Regions from separate parts of the Mus musculus genome. Here region 2 is linked to region 1. The links are chromatin loops, found by intact Hi-C in ENCODE. Cell type or tissue: left cerebral cortex. All regions are shown on one strand.

Evidence for each region. Peaks named below come from ENCODE experiments on the same cell type or tissue, not always from the same donor. Only the 100,000 strongest peaks of a DNase experiment are listed, where the experiment ranks them.
Region 2: it touches region 1 in a loop (2.8-fold over the local background); 5 of 42 quality-filtered maps call a loop at or near these places.

The regions. Positions count from the first base shown.
Region 1 is chr5:86,189,181-86,193,180 of GRCm38, forward strand. The region is part of intron 1 of Gnrhr (gonadotropin releasing hormone receptor); the gene reads right to left. Among named protein-coding and RNA genes, the nearest start is that of Gnrhr, 6.7 kb to the right of the region's middle. In left cerebral cortex, CTCF peaks have their summits at 1,801 (motif pointing left) and 2,322 (motif pointing right); DNase peaks (open chromatin) are centred at 1,421, 1,791 and 2,340.
Region 2 is chr5:86,677,551-86,681,550 of GRCm38, forward strand. No RefSeq gene overlaps it. Among named protein-coding and RNA genes, the nearest start is that of Tmprss11b, 3.3 kb to the left of the region's middle. In left cerebral cortex, no CTCF peak of the experiment used is centred here; a DNase peak (open chromatin) is centred at 2,345.

The DNA.
Region 1 (4,000 bases):
CCAAAAGAATCTAGTGCTTGCTGGAGTGGATGGACCAAAGCCTGAGGCAGACAAAATACAGTATGTTCTTCAGATGGCCTTGCAAGTGTCCAGAACTGTCTAGAGAAGACTTGGGTGTGAAGGAGAGACTAAAATCCAGCTGGAGAAATCCGAGACAGTTTAATAATCAAACAACAAGAAAGAAACTAATCAAAAGTAATGATAAAAAACAGGACTTGGTGGCACAGTCCTCCAATTCCAGCAAGCAGACCTCAGGATTCATATGTTCCAAGCCAGCCACAGCCACACAGCAAGACTCTGTTTAAAAACCAACAAACAAAAAGTAGTGATAAACTATCAAACAAAGCAAGAATCCATGAACCCACGTGGATGTAAATTATACAAAACAAAAATGGGCATAACTAAAAGCTTTTCTTTAATATAGGATGCTTATAAAGTAAAGGGAATAAATACAGTGGAGTTGTTTGCCAATCACTGTAATACCGGCTTCAGCAAAAATCATCAATAATTGGCAAAAAATAATCAGTGAAATTTTGAGAATAGGACATTGAGAAAATATCAAAGTATCACCTCCTAGACACTTACTCATCATAAAGAGTAAGACAACTTTATAATGGAGAAATAACCATGTAATTACCATCAGAGGACAAGTTGACATCATTTGTCTCCTTAGACAATGCATTGAGATGAAACCAACATTACATCTTCAGTGTGCTTACTTAAGCTATAGTATAGATAAACCTAAAGTGGGGAGCAATTTGCAAATGGCCCATTGTCTTCAAAAGTATCACTCTTATAAAACATGGAAGGAGACAGGAACAGTTCCAGGGAAAGGGACTTCGGTAATGGCATAGAAACCACCGTTTAGCCTTGTGTTTCCTTTTGTTAAAAAGATCAGAAATTGGGGAAGGTCTGGGAGGATTGGGGGAGGGGGAAACACGATCAAAATACATTATTTAAAAGTTATTTAAGTACAATTTTTTTTTTCAAGAGCAGGAAACCAATTAGGACGACAGATGAAATTTGAATTGGGCATATAGATTAGATGATAGTACCTTCTAGGGGCTAATTCCTCATTTTAATACCCCTGTTGTGGGGGTGTATGAGATCTCGTCGTCAACACTTGGTAAAGAAATACCATATCCCCAACTTTTAAACAACTCGCAACCATTGAAGAGCGGCGACAGCTGTGGTGGTTTGCATGAGAATGGCCCTCACAGGCGCTTCTATTTGCAACCCTACTCCCGGGTAGACTGTTTGCAAGGACGGAGGGATGCGGTCTTGCTGGAGGAAGTGCATTGTTGAGGGTGGACTATGAGGTTTCGAAAGCCCACTGCAGGCCTAGTCCTTCCCCAAATCTTTGCCTGCTGACTACAGACAAACTCTCAGCTCCTGTTCCAGAATGACGCCTACGCGCTTTCCACCGAGAAGATCATAGACCTGCTCTCGAAAACTGCAAGCAAGCCCCAGCCCAGCACTTCCTTTTTAAAGAGTTGCCTTGGTCACAGTGTCTTTTTACAGCAGTAGGACAGAATAGCACAGAAAATGTTAATACTTGGTGACATATAGGTTAAAGGTAGCCAAGAAATCGTCAAGCCCTTGCAACCTTGCTCTGAGTGTGAAATCCTCTTTTAAAATGATGTCTTTATTTTAAATTAAAAAAAAAAAAACCCAGCTTGAATACATTCATGAAAACGTTGTAAGTCATATTCGAAAATGAACTCCAGGGTTGGAGTGTTGGATACTTAACAGTGCTGAAGTTCCCAGCTTACAACTGCCCTAAGCTGTAGCTTCAGGGGATCTAGTGCCCTCTTGTGGCCTCCATGAGCATACCGCACACAAATAAAACCGAGTCCCAAAAAACAAAACAAAACAAAACAAAAATCAAAATTCTAGTAGACATGCATTCTTTTTTTTTTTTTTTTTGACCCATAAAGCACATTTTAAAAAATGTTTGTCATTTTCAAGCATCCTTTGGTAACATTGTGCAGATACAAAGAAGAGAAGAAACACATTAAAAAAATCTATAGCAAGTAAATTTGAACAAATGCTTTTGATATAATCAAATGGTGGCTAATATGCTATATTTTTTCCATTGAATAAGATATTTTAGTTTTCTTTGCAGTTCGTTCTGGATTTCTTTACTCTGGAAGGTTATGGGGTAGAAGTGGAGTGTGCTTTTTACAAAAAGGATTATGAAAAATGCTTTTTCTTTGTGGAATAGAGAAACAATTTGTATCTTATATTTGTACTTACAACATTGACATTTCAATTTCAGATCTTTTGTCAAGCGGACAATAAAGTTTAAATTAATCCACTAGAGGGCAGCAAAGGATCATACCATCATCCCCAAACCAGCAGCCCCAAAGGAGTCAGCTACTTTTATCCTAAGATCCAGGTTGATTTTCCCCTACGTTATAATCGGAGTTGATTGTTATCTCATAGGCCTTTTTGCCTTGGCTTGATTTAAGCCGCAGTTTTAAAGCAGATCAATATATATTTTTCTCTCTTATTCTTGTTTCTGTCAGTCTCTGTTTTACCACAATCAAGAACCCAAGGTTTCCCTTCCTCACAAGCAACTGAAGATACTTACTTCTTCTTGAATATGATATTTTGTCCACGTCTGGGAATGTAATAAGTGGATAATATGGATTTAATGTAATAATCATAATACATACAGACTAATTATTTTTACACTAGAAGTTCAGGAAGGTATATGGAGATTCAAATATTACCTGTAAATTTCATTTCTTTTAGCCTTGGTTTGATCTCCTCCACCCCCGCACTGTGTTCATTCCGGTGATTAACACAGAGACCCACTTCTCTCTCAGCGGTTCCTTTGTCCTTGGATCCTGTCTTCAGTTTCTGTTTATTTTTTTTTTCCCTTCTCCATGACTCACAGTCTTATCAGTGTTTGTTTCATTTTGCTATAATCCAGAACATTCTGTTTCTTGTTTTTGGAGGCAATTGAAGAGATGAATTTGTTCTTAGAATATGATCTTCTATCTGCAGTTTACCAAACCAACTACAGCTCACAGCTTAAATTTCCCTAAATGTGGGTTTAGTTTTTTAGTTTTTTTAGTGTTTTTTTTTTTTTTTAAACTTCAGTTTCTTCAGCTATATAGTAGAATTCATAATAGACTCTTTCTGGTGGCATTGTCATGACGATGGAGTTGTTTCCTGCAAAGCCCCTGGACTAGTGCTTATGAAGCTAACGCTAGCTGGAGCCCAATCATAGTTATTATGAACATTTGAGGCACACTTTTCTTTGTACCCATAAGTACATAGTCATACATCCATAAATACAAACTGTATACTTTTTCCCCTTATATACATTTGTAACTTTAAGTTTTCCTTCCTGTGGGCTAGACTTTGCCTACTGTGCTGGAGTGTAGTAATTAAATGCTCTGACTACAAGTGCTGTGGGCACCATTCACAGATCCCTGGCCCTTAGGATATCAAGTCTGGTGCCAGGCCTCACTGTGTGCTTATTGTCTACAGAGTGGACATTTAATGGGACAATAACCTGTGCAGAGCCCTGAGCTACATGGAATTCTATTTTTGGTTTGGCTTTGGATAGAGGTATTATCAATGGCGACCTTTAACCTCTTAAATTTCCGTCTCTCATGTGCTGAGACTACAGGTATGCCACCATGTCATGTTTGGGTTTCTTTAAGCAGAGAAATTAGAGTACAGGGAAGTGCCTGGGACAAACTGCAGGTACTAACAAAGAGGACGGTGTACGTGTGTCGAGGCTTGCAGAGGGTTTTCACAGCCAAACCCTAGATCTCTGGTTCTGAGTGCTAAGTCTTAACCAGAGTACGGACTATTTTAATCCTGACGCTTAATTAGCAATTTGTGGTTTGAAAGGTCAGTAAAGTTTTGATGTTATCCTGCGGGGGGTGGGGGTGGGGTGGGAAGAAGGACCAAGAAGTCTGTTGTGGGAGTTTGTCTCCTGGAAATGATAGGTTCACTACACCCATGATACCTTAACGACAGA
Region 2 (4,000 bases), 490 kb after region 1:
AGATTGTGTCTCAAGATATATTCCTCTACATCATCTACAACACAATCTCTCTTTATCCATATAATAGCATGATATAATGGAGAAGACATGATCTTTGCTTCAATGATAGTCTGAGTGACAACTAGCTGTTTGACATAAATCTTTTGACCTTGAGCATTCCCATAGGTAAAGATGTGTGGGCCAGCAGGACCATGCTTGGGAAACTATTATATCAACTAACAAGTGCTTGTCACAGTGCCCAGGATAATTGGTTTTTGTCTTGTTTTGGTTTTTTTGTTTTGTTTGTTTGTTTTTAGTTTTTCGGAGTAGGGTTTCTCTGTGTATCCTTGACTGTCTTGTAACTGGTTCTGAAGTCTCCAACTAGTGCTGTGCCTGCTTCTGCTTCTCTAGTGCTGTGATTAAAGATGTGTACCACCACCAATCTCCCAGCTTGCTTTGTCTGAACAGTGACAGCTTGATTTTACTTTGCCCATTTCTTAATCTGTCTTGAAAGGTGAGGGTTTTCCTGGTATCTTAATTTTATTTAGGATTCGTAATGCTCCTCAAATTTTCACATATCTTATTCCGTGAGCATTCATGCCTTGTGGCCCAACCTAGTTACATTCCTTTCTCCAAGACTCGCTTGCAAAGCCTTATCTTCTCAATAATCATATAAACGTATCAATGCTAGTTTTGCATTTAATTATCTGCTACTATATCAATTTCTATCTGTAATCGTCCTTTGGGTTGTCTTATCACTTAAATATAAGCTGCTTGAACTTGAGAGCAAGAACCATGTTATACATCTCTGTTGTTCAGATGCTGATCATATCACTTAGTGTTCAGTGGAGGTTAGTAAATAAGTTACGTGTTTCGGATATATGCTTAATATCCAAAATATATGGGTGACTCCTAAAACTGAATAAAATATATTAAATGTGCAATTTTAAGTCTATGTACACTATGCACAGAAATAGATATATGGTTCTGTATGTATAACTGTTCACAGAGAAAAGCAGAGGTAGTCAAACAACATAAAAATGAAATTTACTCTTTATAACAAGTATTTACAGAAACAAAAAATAAATAAAATGATATGTCACTACTAAAGCTAAAAATATTCATTCCTTAAAGATTTTTTTTTAAAGCTGGGGAGTTGGTTTAGTGATTAAGAGCACTGACTGTTCTTCCACAGGGTTCTGTTGCCAATATTCACATGGTGGTTCACAAACATCTGCAACTTAGGTTCCAAGGTTAGCCAACATCATCTTCTGGCCTCTGCAGGCACTGCATGCTTATGATATACTAGCATACATGGAGACACATAAAAAATGAAAATAAACAAATATTTTCAAGAAGAATAAGATTTTGGAGAGCCTGGCACTTGGGAGATAAAGGCAAAATCATCATGAGTTCAAAGTCACCCCTGACTACATGATGAGATTGAAACTAGCCAAGGCTACATGAGACCCAGTCTCAAACAACAAAAGCAAAAGTTTTAGTCACATAAAGACTCTGTAAAAATGTATAGAAATGCATCCTCACATCTGGATAACTAAAGTAAGAATTGAGACAGCATCTTCTCAGTGCAAATCTAAAATTTAAAATAATTTGTCCATAACCCAGTGACTGTCTATCCTAGCACATAGATTCAAACAGAAGGAGAAGAAGAAATTTGTTACAAAATCCCTAATAGTAACAAATGGAAACAAATTATTCAACAAGACATGGTCAAATTAATCATCTTATGGGGCTGGGGAAATGGATCAGTCATTGAGAGCATTGACTGCTCTTCCAGAGGGCTTGAATTCAATTCCCAGCAACCACATGGTGACTCACAACCATCAGTAATGGAATCTGATACCTTCTTCTGGTGTGTTTGAAGACAGCTACAGTGTACTCATATACATAAAATAAATTAATTTTTAAAACAATGAAAAAATTAATCACTTTACATCAGTACATGGAACATTATTCAATGGGAATGGAGTTATAGTTGGTCTTATGGTTTAATAATACATCCACCCTTCATTCTAAGGTTCCCCTCTTGTGCAACAGAAACTGGGGATCTAAAACCTACATCTCCCATAGTCCCTTTCAGTTAGGATTCTAGGTACAAATTAGCTTTCTTCTTTATTAGATGAAGCAACCAAGAGGCCTTCAAATGTAAAGGTGAGACTTCTGTGGTTCTCCAGCAACAGCCCATTAGCTTGTGATGCCTTCTGAAGCAATGTTCACAAATTCACTCCCCATTTTCCTGAGAAGCAGTTTGTGGACATGAGGAAGTTATAGCTGGTGGTATAGTTACCGGATCTTATCTGTTGACTTCCGCAAAAGCTTCCCATGGCACTCACTTCTGCTGTTCTGTGAGTCATCACTGGGGCTCAATCCAAAGCCTCCACCTCCAGCCTTTCAAAAAGTCTGGAGTTTTGTTATTTTCTTCAAAGTTCTTTCTACTGAACATGTTTTTCCTTATTTGAACAATCTGTCTGTCTGTCTGTCTGTCTATCTATCTATCTATCTATCTATCTATCTATCTATCTATCTATCTATCTATATTTTTCTCCCTGTCCATCTCTTTCTCCATCTGTCTCTCTGTCCCTGAATATTTCTCTCTCCCTGTCTTCTGTCTCTCTATCTCTGTTTCTCTCTCTCTCTCTCTCTCTCTCTCTCTCTCTCTCTCTCTCTTTGTGTGTGTGTGTGTGTGTGTGTGTGTGTGTGTGTGTGTGTGTGTGTGTGTGTGTGTGTGTGTGTGTAAACTGAGTGAATACATTGTGGTTTACTTCCTATGAGTTTGCCATCCACTTTGGCTGCTTCAACCCTTCCCCTAGCACTTCCATAGAGGTCCCCAACCTTGGTCCAATGGTTGGCTGTAAGTATCTGCATCTGTCTTAGTCAGCTATTGGTAGACCTCTCAGAAAACAGCCATGTTAGTCTGTAAGCACAACATGGCACCAGTAATAGTGTCAGGGTTTGGTGCTTGCCCATGGGATGGATCCCAAGTTGAACCAGTCACTGGTTGGCCTTTCTTTCAATCTATGTTCCAATTTTTTTCTCTGCATTTCATAGACAGGAACAATTTTGGGTTGAAGGTGGGTTGGTATCCCCATCTCACCACTGTGGGCCCTCTCTAACTACTGGAGGTGGTCTCTTCAGGTTCCATCTCCCCAATGTTGGAATTTTGGCTAAGGTCACCCTTATTGAATTCTGAGAGCTTTCCCCATCCCAGGCCTCTGGGACTTTCTAGAGGATTCCCCTTACTCCTACCCCTGGTAGCTGCATATTTCCATTTATTCTCCTGGCCCTCTAGGCTTCTCTTCTGTCTCGTCCATACTTGATCCTGCCCCTTTATTTCCCTTACTCCCTTCCTTCTCCCACCCTTGTCCCACACCCTCTGCCTCCATGATTATTTTGTTCCCCCTTCTAAGTGGGATTGAAGCATCCTCACTTGGGCATTCCTTCTTGTTTAACTTCTTACAGTCTGTGGGGTTTATCATGGGTATCCTGTACTTTTTGGTTAATATCCACTTATTAGCGAGTATATACTTTGCATATTCTTTTGGGACTAGATTACCTCACTCAGGATGATATTTTCTAGTTCCATCCATTTGCCTGCAAAATTTATGATGTCCTTGTTTTTAATAGCTGAATAGTAGTATTCCATTGTGTAAATAAACCATACTTTCTGTATCTATTCTTCAGTTGAGGGATATCTGGGTTGTTTCCAGTTTCTGGCTATTATAAATAAGGCTGCTATGAACATAGTGGAGCATGTGTCCTTGTGTTATGGTGGAGCATCTTTTGGATATATGCCCAGGAGAAGTATAACTGAGTATTAAGTTAGGATTATTTCCAATGTTCTGAGGAACCAACCACAAGATTGATTTTGAGAGTGGTTGTACAAGCTTGCAATCCCACCAACAATGGAGGAGTGTTCCTTTCTCCACATTCTCATTAGCATCTGCTGTCGCTTGAGTTTTTAATCTTAGCCATTCTGATTGGTGTAAGGTGGAATTTCAGC